Linked DNA regions of Homo sapiens: region 1 is linked to region 2. A link is a loop called in an ENCODE intact Hi-C map of the cell type or tissue named here. Cell type or tissue: Caco-2. All regions are shown on one strand.

What was found. A loop is a pair of places that touch in the nucleus more often than their neighbours do. Peaks named below come from ENCODE experiments on the same cell type or tissue, not always from the same donor. Only the 100,000 strongest peaks of a DNase experiment are listed, where the experiment ranks them.
Region 1: it touches region 2 in a loop (19-fold over the local background); 2 of 110 quality-filtered maps call a loop at or near these places.

The regions. Positions count from the first base shown.
Region 1 is chr20:47,215,751-47,223,750 of GRCh38, forward strand. ZMYND8 (zinc finger MYND-type containing 8) reads right to left here. Exons shown (of 23, transcript NM_001281775.3): 20 at 5,564-5,724; 21 at 4,508-4,574. Among named protein-coding and RNA genes, the nearest start is that of MIR3616, 53 kb to the left of the region's middle. In Caco-2, a CTCF peak has its summit at 4,511 (motif pointing right); a DNase peak (open chromatin) is centred at 4,501.
Region 2 is chr20:47,617,114-47,625,113 of GRCh38, forward strand. NCOA3 (nuclear receptor coactivator 3) reads left to right here. Exons shown (of 23, transcript NM_181659.3): 3 at 5,116-5,217; 4 at 6,798-6,970. The coding sequence starts at 5,135. Among named protein-coding and RNA genes, the nearest start is that of NCOA3, 120 kb to the left of the region's middle. In Caco-2, CTCF peaks have their summits at 4,262 (motif pointing left), 4,486 and 6,497; no DNase peak of the experiment used is centred here.

The DNA of each region.
Region 1 (8,000 bases), 400 kb before region 2:
GGTAACCACTACAATAAGATACAATGTTAAATTCCATTCCTCAGTCGCACTAGCCACAGTTCAAGGCTTCAGCAGCGACACGTGGCTAGTGGCTACCATAGTGGACAGTGCAAATATAAGAACATGGCCATTGTCACAGAACGTTCTATTGGAGATGCAAGGTGTCAAGGAAGGCACTTGGAGATAGATGAGGATATTTAAGTGCCTAGGAAGAAAAGCAATACAGAGTGAGAAATCTGGCTACAACAAAGGATGCAGATGCCTTTGAACGGCAGGAGGGAAGGACAGAGCACACCACGGAGGCCCTGCAGAGGGCAGAGGAGCAGCCCTGAGCGCCCAGGGATGGTGACGCAGGGAGAGATGCAGGGAGGTCCAAAACAGAGCAGAGAACTTGAGAAATAGCCATCATGGACGATGGAATCCTGATAAAAACAAAAAACTTGGGTCACAACACAGGCCTCTGGCCAGGCACGGTGGCTCATGCCTGTAATCCAGCACTTTGGGAAGCCAAGGTGGGTGAATCACTTGAGGTCAGGAGTTCAAGACCAGCCTGGCCAACACAGTGAAACCTTGTCTCTATTAAAAATACAAAAAATTAGTTGGGCATGGTGATGCACACCTGTAATCCCAGCTACTCAGGAGGCTGAGGCAGGAGAATCACCTGAATTGAGGAGGCAAAGGTTGTAGTGAGCCAAGATCACGCAACTGCACTCCAGTCTGGACAACAGAGCGAAGACTCTGTCTCAAAAAAAAAAAAAAAAAAAAAAAGGGCCGGGCTGGGCGTAGTGGCTCAAGCTTGTAATCCCAGCACTTTGGGAGGCCAAGGCACGTGAAATCACCTGAGGTCAGGGGTTCAAGACCAGCCTGGCCAACATGGTGAAACCCCATCTCTACTAAAAATACAAAATTAGCTGGGTGTGGTGGTGCACACCTATAATCCCAGCTACTCGGGAGGCTGAGGCAGGAGAATCACTTGAACCCAGGAGGCAGAGGTTGCAGTGAGCCGAGATCATGCCACTGCACTCCAGCCTGGGCGACAGAGCAAAGACTCTGTCTCAAAAAAGTAGAATAAAAAAAGAACACAGGTCTCTGGGGACAAAAAGTATTAATAAAAGAAAAACATATTGGGAAGACGATCCGGCAGAAGAGAATATCTGCTTCTGAGGTTAGTGACCCAGATTTGCGTGTGTGATGAGAGGAGTTTGTGTTCTTGTGTAACATTCTCCAGTTAAGCACTGAGGCTCAGGTGCAGGTAAATCAAAAGCGGAAAGCTGGGGTTCATCCAAGGTGAGGTTTTGCCAAATGGACATGCTAGGAAAACAGGAAGGGCCTGGGAGACTGGGTTGTATTAGCAACAGTACTCCATGGAAATTAAGCTGGGTAAGGAGGTAGGAAGGAGGGAGGTATAGAAACAAGACAGTTAGTAGAATTGGGTGAGGAAAAAAAGGCCACATCTGCACGCTGACGTTTCCTAGAGATCAGTGCCTTATTAGCAGAGCCACGCACAAGTGCCATTACTCAGCCATTTTTGAGTTACAACAATTTTATAGGTGTCCACCTAAGTATACCTGACATATGGTTGCAAGCATGAGTCTGGATTGCAAAGCTCAATTGGTTGCATATGGTTGCAAAGCTCAGTCCTTGTTAAAAAGAGAATCAAGAAATATGAGAGATGCTAAAGACATCTCAGTATCAAACTAAGCCTGTTCGAAGGGGAAGTGAAGAGGGAGTTGCTTTCTCAGTAGGTGCTTCCGTCATATTTAATGCCAAGTTCGTATCCTTCCTAAAGTGAGCTCACGTTACTCCCTCTGACTGTGCCCCCAAATCCCACCCACCCACCTTTCAAAGCATGAGTCTGGAGAGATCTGAACTGAAGTCTTGGCTCTCATAATTACTCATTGAGTTACCTGGGCATCTGAGTTAATGTCTCTGGACCTCAACTTGCTCATCTGTATAATGGAAATACTAACTATGCTCTTACAGACATTGGGGAAAAACATGATAAGGTGTTCATGCTCTTCAGTATCACCAATAGCTGCTCTTCTGACTTCCTTTGAAACTCCACGAAGATAGGCATTTATCTGCCTTATTCAGAAAAACTGCCCCTTCCTCCCCCTGCTCGCCCCCCTCTTCCCCCCACCATTTACTGGGGCTTCTTGCCTCCTCTCCCTTCCACTCCCTGGGCCAGTGTGCCTCAGGTCAGGAGTCAGCAAACTATGGCCAGCTCAATGCCTGTTTTTGCAATTCAAGTTTCATTGGCACAAGGCACACGTTTGTTTACATATTATCTATGTCTACTTTCACACTACAACGGCAGGGTGAGCAGCTATGACAGGAACCATGCGGCCTGCAAAACCTAAAATACTTACTAAATGGCCCTCTATGGAAAAAGTTTCTTGACCCTGGTCTAGGTAATACTCCTCCAGCTCAGAATGGAATACGATGCCTCTCCCAACTACCTTCCTGTATGCCACCCTCCTGATGCCAACAGACTCCTGCCAGATTCATCCTACCACGGCATCATTCATCTTCTCAGATGCCATTTCAATCAAGCCACTTTGAGGCTCCAAAACCCTAACAGCACCCCTCTGTCTGAAACGGTGTTTCCCTAACTTGGACCTTCCTCACACCACTTGTGCCATTTCGACACATCCATAGTCCTCTTACATATTGCTTAGTTCATGTTTTTATTTTAAACTTATGTAACTTAGGTAAATAACTAAACTTTTATTGTTAACCAACAAAAAACACAAAACCAATAAAATCTGCTGTTAAATCAAGGGCAACTCCAAAAATGAATGTAATGAAAACCTTAAATTAAAAGTTCTAGGGTGGGGAGCATGCGGCTAAAATCTAGAGTCTGCTCAGTCTTTGTTAAAAAGAGAATCAGGAAATATGAGAGATGCTAAAGACATCTTAGCACTAAACTGAGCCTGTTACAAGGGGAAGTGAAGAGGGAGTTGCTTTTTCAATAGGTGGTTCAGTCATATTTAATGCCAAGTTCATATCCTCCCTCCTAAAGCAAGCTCATATTACTCCCTCTGACTGTGCCCCCAAATCCCATCCAACTTTCAAGGCCTAGCCCCTTAGGGAAACCGTTCCCAGCCCCTAACAATGGACATCACTTCTTCCTCCATGCACTCAATATGCAGAAGTGAAATGAAATGTTTGCTTTTCAGCTCAAGAGAATCGTCAGTGGCTCACGCCTGTAATCCCAGCACTTCCGGAGGCAGAGGCGGGAGGATCACTTGAGGTCAAGAGATCAAGACCAACCTGGCCAACATGGCAAAACCCCGTTTCTACAATTTTTTTTTTTTTTTTTTTTGAGAGAGAGTCTCGCTCTGTCTTCCAGGCTGGAGCGCAGTGGCACGATCTCGACTCACTGCAACCTCCACCTCCTGGGTTCAAGCGATTCTCCTGCCTCAGCCTCCCAAGTAGCTGGGATTACAGGCGCATGTCACCACGCCCAGCTAATTTTTGTACTTTTAGTAGAGACAGGGTTTCACCATGTTGGTCAGGCTGGTCTCAAACTCCTGACCTTGTGATCCGCCCACCTCAGCCTCCCAAAGTGCTGGGATTACAGGCATGAGCCACTGCGCCCGGCCTACCAAAATTTTTTTAAAAAATTAGCCAGGCATGGTGGTGCGTCCCTGTAGTCCCAGCTACTTGGGAGGCTGAGGCAGGAGAATCACTTGAGCCTGGGAGGCGGAGGTTGCAGTGAGCTGAGATCACACTACTGCACTCCAGCCTGGGCGACAGGGCAAGACTGTCTCAAAAAAAAAAAAAAATCATCATCAGGCAGAAAGGTCCTGGAGCTGTGGTGCCAGGCAAAAACCTTGAATGAAGTAAAACTGTCTTCCACCAGGAAGACACCTTCTCTGAACCCTTCTGGAATGACCCAAAACTGCTTTAAGAAAGTGCAGGAAAAAGATTCTTTGGGCTAAGGAAGGAAGACAGCTCAAACCCCACAGAAGAAAAAACCTAGATGTCAAGTCTCAGAAATTTCCCCAAACCTGCCTGCCAGGTTATTCTCCAAAAGGAAAGGATTTAACAGAAAGATCATCCACTTAAGCACTGCCTTCAATTCTCAAAGGCTTGAGCGCCTTCATCCACCATATGCAGGTGTCAGAACCTCAGAATAAAATCTTACACAGTGTCATTTACCGTTCTCATTTCCCTGAGAGAGAGAGAAAAAAAAAACTTCCCAATCCAAATGCACTTCTTCTACCCTACCCCAGGTCAGCAACAGAACCCTCTGTCCAAATGGAGTTTTATGTGGATCCCCAGTAAATACAATAGGTAATACCGATCAGCTTGAAGAGGTACCTGAAAGTTAACATGCTCAGCTACCCCCTCACCCCCACTGACCCACCCCAGGCACCCCTAAGGATCCATAATCGTTTGGAAACCATTGGAATAAACCCTTCAAATTCTCCCTGACAAAATGGCTCCCCATCTGCCCATCTGAAATGTGAAAGCACCGTTCGCCCACCAGGGGGCAACATACCAGAGCCTTGGTTGGAGCCTAAGAGAATGGAGGAGGGCGTCTCTCTGGAGCCAGAAAGGTCAAGGGTCTAGAAATACAAAAAGAAAAAGATGGACTCAAGGCACTGAGGCTACTGTCGCCCCCACAGGGAAATCCAGGGAGTCATGGGGGTGCTCATCGCTGCCCCCAAAGCATCTCAGTGTCCTCTGCCTGGCACGGTCAGGTGGGAGTGATGGGCACAGGGCGGCCAGGTGGCCAAACCCCAGGTACCATCTCCCACACTGAACAGACTGGAACGCAGCACCAGAGTGGCCCCTCACTGTACCCTAGAACATTCACTGTTTCCTAAACTCCACTCACTAACAGAACCCCCTCCAGATTTTTGCCATATCCAAGGAGAAAGTACATTACTTCAAAATTCTGTCAGTCCGCTTTTAATTCATGCTAGCCTCTGACTAGGTAATACTATCAGTTAAACCAACATGTTTTAACTGACAGTCTAACGATTTATCTTTTTCCTAATATGCAATGAAATAGATATACAGTGACTAAAAATGTAAAAAACTATATACTCATGAAAATAGTCTTTGCATACCATCAATGTCACATACATCACACCCTGGCAAACAAACAAGGAGGTGAAACCTTCGTGGCCCAATAGGGCAGCCACTAGCCACATGTGGCTACTGAAATCTCAATTAATTAAAATTAAATAAAACTGTAAAATCAGGTCCTCGGTCACACTAGCTGCATTTCAAGTGCTCAAAAGCTGCATGTAGCTAGCAGCTACCATTCTGGACGGGAAGTACAGAACATTTCCATCATCGCAGAAAGTTCTCCTGGGCAACACTATTCTACACTTTGAGGGTCCCCAGCAGAGAGTACTGGGGAGCAGCTGCCAGGTCCCACACACGCCGGCCCAGGCTCCATGTTCCCACACATCCACTGGAAATGCCGGCACACTGTTAGGACAAGCCTCCCACAACACGGAACTTTCAGGGCGGCAGACAGGGGGTCCTAAGTCCACTTGGCACAAAGGGTAGATGTCACTAGCCAAAGGCATGGGGGGATCCTCACCGAGCCACTCTCCTTGCTTTTCTCAGCTGACGTCTCCTTCTCTTTGGAGGCGCTGGCCGTTTCTGAAGGTGCTGATTGTGTGCTCGAGGAGCTCCCCTGGGAGGACTTATTTAGTGTTTCTGTGTTCACCTCAGCATCCGCTTCCTGCTGAGGAGCAGTAGCTGGGGACAAAGGAGAGAGAGAGACGCCACATATACACAGAGTACGATGATTTTGAAACATGCATGGAGCCCCGCCCTGCACCCAGTGGCACCCAAGGCTCAGCCCTACCCAGGGCATAAAAGTGGAGGCTCAAGGGGGCCAGATTGCCAGAGTTTTCCAGAAGCTGGAATTCCAAACTTTAGAATTCCAAATTTTAACATAAACATGCTGAGATGGAGTCTCGCTCTGTCAGCCAGGCTGGAGTGCAATGGCACGATCTCAGCTCACTGCAACCTCTGTCTCCTGGGTTCAAGTGATTCTCTTGTCTCAGCCCACCAAGTAGCTGGGACTCAGGTGCACACCACCATGTCCGACTAATTTTTTGTATTTTTAGTAGAGACAGGGTTTCACCATGTTGGTCAAGCTGGTATTGAACTCCTGACCTTAGGTGATCCACCCACCTCGGCCTCCCAAAGTGCTAGGATTACAGGCTTGAGCCACCGTGCCTAGCCAACATGTTGATTTTTAATGGTTAGCAATTCAAGTTTTATTAAATCATTCTGGAGATGAAAGTATATTCCTGGAACAAATAAAGCCCATCAACAAGAGCCAACCTGTAACTGCTGATTTAGTTACTCTATTTAGTCATTTCTAGGTGGAGACCTATATTTTTAGCCCCAGAGACTTTCTTCCTTCTAAGGTGGGACAGGAAAACCACGTGAAAGGCGACATGCTATCAGAGGCCCAGAGAATCTGGAGATGGCAGAAACTTGGACACATAGAAAAACAGGGCGTTTGGGGCCGGGTGCGGCGGCTCATGCCTGTAATCCCAGCACTTTGGGAGGCTGAGGCGGGCAGATCACGAGGTCAGGAGATCAAGACCATACTGGCTAACACAGTAAAACCCTGTCTCTACTAAAAAACACAAAAAATTAGCCAGGCGTGGTGGCGGGCACCTGTAGTCCCAGCTACTAGGGAGGCTGAGGAAGGAGAATGGCATGAGCCCGGGAGGCGGAGCTTGCAGTGAGCTGAGATCGCGCCGTTGCACTCCAGCCTGGGAGAAAGAGCGAGACTCCGTCTCAACGAAAAAAAAAAGGAAAAGAAAAACGCGTCTGGGAGGAATTTAGGAAGAACAGATGTAATTATGTCACAAAAAAAGGAAAGCCGAAGGACATTTTGGCCATCTTGGCAAAACAGCAAAAGGCTCATCAGACACATTCCAGAACGGAGGGAAAACACAAAGAGACTTTACTCCAGTAAGAGACCAAAAGTCTCTACAAAGAAGACATCTCCCTAAAGACTAAAGAACAGGGCAAGGTATTCTCCAATATTGCCTTTTAAAAAATAATAAAATAACAGATTTGTCTAGAGCAAGAGCTGGCAAGCTAGTGCTGCCTGTTTTATTGGCAGACAGCCACATCCATCCATTTATATATCATCTATGTCCATCCATTTACATATCATCTAAGACTGCTTCTGCACTGCAACAGCAGAGTTAAGTAGTAGCAACAGAAACCACATGGTGTACAAAGCCTAAAATATTCACTCTCGCCCTTCACAGAAAAAGTTTACCAACCCCTGGTCAAGCTTCTCACACTTGAGTCATTTACATACCACCTTTGCAAATTTTGCCAATCCGCAGACATACTACTTTATTGTATTATTTATGGGACACTTGAAATTCTTTAAAATGGAAGTGTTTAATTCCAACCATACAAAGCTAGTATCATTTGCCACAAATAAAAGCTAATGGTAAAAAATAACTTATAGGCTGGGCGTGGTGGCTCACACCTGTAATCCCAGTACTTTGGGAGGCTGAGGCCGGCAGATCACTTGAGGTCAGGAGTTCAAGACCAGCCTGGCCAACATGGTGAAACCCTGTCTCTACTAATAATACAAAAATTAGCTGCGCATGGTGATGTGTGCCTGTAATACCAGCCACTTGGGAGGCTGAGGCAGGAGAATCAGTGGAAGCCAGGAGGCAGGGTTGCAGTGAGCCGAGATCGTGTCACTGCACTCCAGCCTGGGGGACAAGAGCAAAACTCTGTCTCAAAATAATAATAATAATAATTCATAAAATATTATTGATGCCAGGCGCTGTGGCTCACGCCTGTAATCCCAGCACTTTGGGAGGCCAAGGTAGGTGGATCACCTGAGGTCAGGAGTTAAAGACCAGCCTGACCAACATGGAGAAACCCCATCTCTACTAAAAATACTAAAAATTAGCCGGGCATAGTGGCATATTTCTGTAATCCCAGCTACTCGGGAGGCTGAGGCAGGAGAATCGCTTGAACCC
Region 2 (8,000 bases):
CCCAGCTAATTTTTGTATTTTTAGTAGAGATAGGGTTTCACCATGTTGGCCAGGCTGGTCTTGAACTCCTGACCTCAGGTGATCCACCCGCCTCGGCCTCCCAAAGTGCTGGGATTACAGGCGTGAGCCACCGCGCCTGGCCTAGACTGTTCTTACAATCAAACTTAGTGTGAGACTGTTGTGCTATATTATTTGCCCTTTGAAGATGGCTTTTATCAACTACATATATTCTCCAAACTAGATGGGTTGTAATTTAAGATGTAAAAATGTAAGCTAGTCTCAGGTAGTTACTGTTCCATGTTTCTTACCGGTTAAGAACTTCATGGTCTTGGTACCTGCCTTATTCCCCTCTCTCATCTTCATTCTTGACTGTTGACTGAAAGTGATCTAGATCTATTGTGTCTGTGCTAGGCATTTACCTTTTATATCTTAATCTACCAAAATAGCATATCCTCCCAGTGAGAAGGAGATAACAGGCGTGGCAACTAAAACAAATGCCATTTTTGATTTTTTGTTTATAGCTAAGATTAATACCAAATAGAAAACTGTACCTGAAGGGTTAGTCATAGTCATTTGTGCTCAGGAATTATTGTATATATTGAAATTATTATTTTGGGGACCAGAAATGCTTTTTTATTTCTCATGTTGAACATTTTCTTTAGTTTAATGAAATTCAGGAGATGTTTGCTCTACTTTGCTTTTTGTTATAAAACAATTTGTCATTTACTCTTAGACATTGTGGTATCTTATACAGTTGTACAGTAAATGTACCTAAGTTTTGTCCATGTCTAATTAAGAACTACAAATCTGTCCAACCTGTTCCTAAAAAACCCAAGATAGAGACTGGACATGGTGGCTCATGCCTGTGATTGCAGCGCTTTGGGAGGCTGACGTGGGCAGATCAGTTGAGGTCAGGAGTTCGAGACCAGCCTGGCCATCATGGTGAAACCCTGTCTCTATTGAAAATACAAAAATTAGCCAGGCGTGGTGGCACACACCTATAATCTCAGCTACTCGGGAGGCTGAGACGAGAATCATTTGAACCCGGGAGGCGGAGGTTGCAGTGAACTGAGATCATGCCACTGCACTCCAGCCTGGGTGACAGAGTGAGACTCTTGTCTCAAAAGCAAAACAAAACAAAAAATAAGATAGAAATATTTTATATCTTAAACAATTATACCTTTATGTTCGGGTAAACACCTTTTTCATGATTTTAAGTTATTATTTTCCCTTAGTTTTTTTTTTTTTTTTTTTTTTATAGACAGAATTCACTCTTGCTGCCTAGGCTGGAGTGCCAATGGCCCAATCTTGGCTTACTGCAACCTCCATCTCCCAGGTTCAAGCAATTCTCCTGTCTCAGCCTCCTGAGTAGCTGGAATTACAGACATGCACCACCACGTTTGGCTAATTTTGTATTTTTAGTAGAGATGGAGTTTCTCCATGTTGGTCAGGCTGGTCTCGAACTCCCGACCTCAGGTGATTCGCCCATCTTGGCCTCCCAAAGTGCTGGGATTACATGCATGAGGCACCACACCCGGCCTTCCCTTAGTACCTTTTTGGATAATTAGGTTGGACTCTGAAGGAGTAAGTTTGGTAGCAGGAAGATTGCACAGGCTTATGTGTACAGTGTAGCTTGTTTTGTGAGATCAAGAGAAAAAGCTGCATGTGTCTATGGACATAGCTCGACATATTTAGGTTTCATTATATGCACATAAACATTGGCTTAACACAAATGATCTGCATTTCTGGTTTAAACTGATATTTGTGCTTATTAATTTTTTTGCATATTAAGAGATTGTCATGACTTAGTTTTTCTATTGATTTAATTTATGCTGTCAGAATTTATTGTAACACTATATCAACTGTAGAAGTAAACATTTAAAAAGTTTAATGCAGTAGGATTGCATTGAATGATTGTTATAGATCAGAATAAAGGAAATTTCTAAACTATGATTTAGTAGGTTGAATGTTGCTTTTATATTTATTCAATATTTATTCAAGACATATATTGACCACCTATTACATGGTAGGCCCCTTACTCCTTACTGAGTATTCAACTTATATTTAATAACAAAGGAAATAATATTGAGAATATAGGCAAAATTTTATCTTTCAAATTAAAGAAGTGCTGTTATCCATGGAATAGTTTCTCCATTTGTTTCAGGGATTCAGCTTATAAACAAAAGCCAAAGTAAGGAAATAATATCTAGAATGTGGAATAAATTACATATTTAAAATAAAGAAATGTAGGCTGGGTGTGGTGGGTCATGCCTGTAATCCCAGCACTTTGGGAGGCTGAGGCAGGCGGATAACTTGAACCCAGGAGTTCAAGACCAGCCTGGGCAACATAGTGAGACCCTGTCTCTCCAAAAAATACAAAAATTAGCTGGGTGTGGTGGTGCTCACCTGTTGTCCCAGCTACTTGGGATACTGAGGCAGGAGGATTGCTTGAGCCTGGGAAGCCGAGGTTACAGTGAGCTGAGATTGTGCCACTGCACTTCAGCCTGGGTGACACAGTAAGACCCTGTCTTTAAAAAAAAAAAAAAAAAAAAGTTATTACTCAATGGATAGTTTGCCATTCAATTTAAAAATCACCTTTGAATGAAACAAATATAAAACCAATTATAGAGACATAACAAGAATTATTCTATTTTTGTACTTAAGGAATGGAATCACTATTCTTTTTATTTTTATTTTTTGAGATGGAGTCACACTCTGTTACCCAGGCCTGGAGTGCAGTGGCGGGATCTCAGCTCACTGCAACCTCCGCCTTCCGGGTTCATGCGATTCTCCTGCCTCAGCCTCCCAAGTAGCTGGGACTACAGGCGCCTGCCACCACGCCCAGCTAATTTTTGTATTTTTAGTAGAGACAGGGTTTCACCATATTGGCCAGGCTGGTCTCGATCTCCTGACCTTGTGATTCACCCGCCTCGGCCTCCCAAAGTGGTGGGATTACAGGCGTGAGCCACTGCACCTGGCTCTTTAATTATTCAATTTATTATTATTATTGTTTTTAAGAGACAGAGTCTCACTCGGTCACCCAGTCTGGAGTGCATTGGCGTGATCATAACTCACTGCAGCCTCAAACTCCTCAAACAAGCAGTCTTCCTGTTTTATTCCTAAGTAGTTAATGCTATAGGTGTGCACCATGATGCCTGGCTTATTTTTAAAAAAATTTTGTAGAGACAGGGTGTTACTGTGTTGCACAGATTGGTCTCAAACTCAAGTGCCTCAAACTCAAACTGCCTGAGCCTCCCAAAGCACTGGGATTACTTGAGCTACTCTTTTTAAATATGAAAATTGGAAAATCAAAACCGAACATACCTTTAAGTTTAAAACTCTTTTATTTGAGGATAATTTTAAACTTAAAGCAAGGTTGCAAGAAAATAGTACAAAGAGTTTTTACGTTTATCTCCCCCCCGGGTCAGGATTCACCTAGTGTCAACTCCCTTCCTCATCCTTGCTCTGCCTGTCCCCATTCCCAGGTTTATTCACTCACTCATTATATATGCAATTTTTCTTAACCATCTGAGGATAATTTGCATATGTAATAGCCTGTTACCCCAAATATTATACTAAGAATATTGGTCTCTTAAATAACCGTCGTTCATTTATCAACTTAAGTGTATTAATATTGACAACATACTTTTATGTCTATTGTCCATATTCTAATTTTGTCAGTTGATCCAATAATATTCTTTATAGCATTTTCTTACCCTCTAGCACAGGATTCAGTCTAGGATCAAATATTGCATTTAGTTGTCATTTTCTTATAGCTTCCTTTAAAATCTGGACTGTTTACAGACTTTCTTTGTCTTTTGTGACATTGACACGTTTGAAAATACAATACCCCTGAGATTGTGTGATCTGACTGTGCCACTACTAATAATAGTGAGCCACTACTAATAAAGGTTATTTTAAGTCTTTTTCTGTCCTTCATTTAAACTTGTCATGGGGAAAAAACAAATACTTAAATCATCTCAGCTTTTTAGCCTTTCCATTTTACAACCAAAGTTATAGAATGAATTTTCTTGGTAATTTAATACATATTTAGTGCATCTGTAAAGACAATGTTGCAATCTAGATTTTCTGATTTATATTATGATCATGTGATTTTTTAAATTTTTATTTTTTTTGTTTTTTTGCTTTTGATTTTTTTTTTAAAGCTACACATTTGAAGTTTGATCAGCATCTTGAGTGAATTTTTTCATTTTTATAAATCTGTCTTCCTTCCTGGTAGCATTCTGCCACCTAGTGGAAATTTATGTCCTCCAGCATACGTCTCAGAGTTTAGTTGGAATGCAAGATGCATTTTAATATATAAAAATTAGTTTAGAATCGTTGAACTTCTTTGGTTGACATGTAATTCTTTACAACAGTGATCGTCTTGTTTTAAACAAGAGTTTAGTACAGATAAAATTCTTAGCAAATGAGGGCTTAGTAGATGTCTTAAATCATCTTTCTCAACAAGAAGTACTCTACATTTATCTTCTTCATCAATGAAATTTTAACCAAAGCATACTATTTTTCCATCAGTCAAATTTTTTTTTTTTTTTTTGAGACGGAGTCTAGCTCTTGTCACCCAGGCTGGAGTGCAGTGGTGCCATCTCGGCTCACTGCAACGTCTACCCCTCGGTTCAAGTGATTCTCCTGCCTCAGCCTCCCAAATAACTAGGATTACAGGCACCTGCCACCATGGCTGGCTAATTTTTTATTTTTAGTAGAGACGGGGTTTCACCATGTTGGCCAGACGGGATTTCACCATGTTGGTCAGGCTGGTCTCAAACTCCTGACCTCAGGTGATCCACCTGCCTCGACCTCCCAAAGTGCTGGGACTACAGGCATGAGCTACCGCACCCTGCAAGATACACATTTTTAGTAGGACTTGAGGAACATTTCTGTCTTGGAGTACATACGTTCTGCATAATTCATATTAGAATATGAAATCTGAGGTTGTCTTCAGTATAGTCATTTATGAAAAAGAATATTGAGAATTATCTGTTTAGAGAAAGTAGTTCTGAATTAAAAGTTGCAGTCATTCAGTCATATAACACCTTCATAGAGTCATGTATATTTTTTAATGTACTTATCTTATTTCTCATTATTCTCTCTTAGTTGCTGATGTATATTCAAGATGAGTGGATTAGGAGAAAACTTGGATCCACTGGCCAGTGATTCACGAAAACGCAAATTGCCATGTGATACTCCAGGACAAGGGTAGGTGACTTATTTCCTGGTGCTTTACCACACTTGTTGTGCCTTTGTTTAAGGATAACATTTTAACTTCTTGCCATTTACATTCTCTGGTTAGATTTTTTGGTGGTTTCACTTCGTGGTAAGTAGAGTGTTACTGATGAGATGGACATCTTTTTGATGTAATAGAAGTTTTTTTTTTATTGCTGATTCATATAGAAGGTAGAATATTAACAATTCGCGGTACTATAAGAATTTCTGAATGGAAGGAGGGGTAGGAGTTACGAATAGATGACCAAGGTTATGTCACGTGCGTCCGTGTGAAGAGACCACCAGACTTTGTGTGAGCAACAAGGCTGTTTATTTCACCTGGGTACAGGCAGGCTGAGTCCAAAAAGAGAGTCAGCAAAGGGTGGTGGGATTATCATTAGTTCTTATAGGTTTTGGGATAGGCAGTGAGTTAGGAGCAATGTTTTGCGGGCGGGGTTAGATCTCACAAAGTACATTCTCAAGGGTAGGGAGAATTACAAAGAACCTTCTTAAGGGTGGGGGAGATTACAAAGTACATTGATCAAGTTAGGGTGGGGCAGAAACATCACAATGGTGGAATGTCATCAGTTAAGGCTATTTTCACTTCTTTTGTGGATCTTCAGTTGCTTCAGACCATCTGGATGTATATGTGCAGGCTTGGTCTCAGAGGCCTGACAGTTATAAGTAAGAATCTTTGCTATCTTTTAAGAATGGGTTATAAGTTGATATTTTGTCATTTGTGAGGTTGCATCCTTTTTTTTACCAAGTGAAATGAGAAGCTTAAAAATTAGAAACAAAATAATGTAATCTATATAACACTACTCTATAGCTTTTAAAGTATTTGCCAAAGTCAGTGTCAATTGAAGTTTAATGTGCTAGTTGAAAAATATCAATCTACAATGAATAAAACTTCATCATTAATAAGTAGCTACCACTGTTTTTGTTCTTATTTGTTAGTTGTTTTATTATCTCTAAGAAGTAAAGATGATTTATTCGTATTTTCTAGATGAAGTAACTGAGGCTAACTCTGCCCAAGGCCACCTAGCTAACAAAGATGGAACTGAATTTAGGTTTACATGAATCTCTATTATGTTGTACTACTTCTCCAAGACAGCATTTTTGATAGTTTATATTGGCTGAGTTTAGTTTGTTTACATATGAAAATAATAGGCCGGGTGTGGTGGCTCATGCCTGTAATCCCAGCACTCTGGGAGGCCAGGGTGGGTGGATTACCTGAGGTCAGGAGTTCAAGACCAGCCTGACCAACATGGTGAAACATCGTCTCAACTAAAAATGCAAAAATAAGCCAGGCGTGGTGGCGCATGCCTGTAATCCCAGCTACTGGGGAGGCTGAGTCAGGAGAATTGCCTGAATCCTGGAGGTGGAGGTTGCATTGAGCCAAAGTCGCACCGTTGTACTCCAGCCTGGGCAACAAGAGCGAAAACTCTGTCTCGAGGAAAAAAAAAAAAAAGTAATCATGTAATAGTGTTGTATAGGGGCTGATTCTGCTAACAGCTCTTTTGTGATATATATATTATGTCTCCTTTCCCCCCTTTCTACGCCTTTTCCCTTAGTCTTACCTGCAGTGGTGAAAAACGGAGACGGGAGCAGGAAAGTAAATATATTGAAGAATTGGCTGAGCTGATATCTGCCAATCTTAGTGATATTGACAATTTCAATGTCAAACCAGATAAATGTGCGATTTTAAAGGAAACAGTAAGACAGATACGTCAAATAAAAGAGCAAGGTAATAAAAACACTCATGTCTTTTTGAACAGTGGTGGTTCCCAACCTTTTTGGCACCAGGGACTGGTTTTGTGGAAGCCAGTTTTTCCATGGACCTGGTAGAGGGGATGGTTTCAGGATGATTCAAGCACATTACGTTTGTGGTGCATTTTATTTCTATTATGGTTACATTGTAACATATAATGAAATAATTATACAACTCACCATAATATAGAAATCAGTAGGAGCCCTGAGCTTGTTTTCCTGCAGCTAGATGGATCCATCTGGGGGTAATGGGAGAAACTGTGACAGATCATTAGGCATTAGAGAATCATAAGGAGCACACAACCTAGATTCCTCGCATGTGGAGTTCACATTAAGATTTGCACACCTGTGAGAATCTAATGCTACTTCTGAGCTGACAGGATGTAGAACTCAGGTGGTAATGTGAGTGATGGGGAGGGGCTGTTGTTAATACAGATGAAACTTTGCTCACTTGCCCACTGCTGACCTCCTGCTGTGCAGCCCCATTCCTAACAGGCCACAGACTGATACTTGTCTGTGGTCTGGGGGTTGGGGACCCCTGTTTTAGAAGGAACTTGTTGCTATATTTGCCTTTTTGCTCCTTTGTTTGGGTAGAGACTACAACTGATGGAGGCTAGCAAGTATGGGAATAGACAAATGTGTTGACCAGCTGTGCTTTTTGTTATTTATGTATTTATTTATTTTGAGATGGTGTCTCGCTTTGTCTCTCGGGCTGGAGTGCAGTGGTGTGATCTCAGCTCACCACAACCTCCACCTCTTGGGTTCAAGAGATTCTCCTGCCTCAGCCTCCCGAGTAGCTAGGATTACAGGCACCTGCCACCACGCCCAGCTAAGTTTTGTATTTTTAGTAGAGATGGGGTTTTGCCATGTTGGCCAGGCTGGTCTCAAACTCCTGACCTCAGGTGATCCACCCGCCTCAGCCTCCCAGAGTGCTGGGATTACAGGTGTGAGCCACCGCGCTGGGCCTCCAGCTTATGCTCTTTAGAGACGGTTAACAGACAATTGCC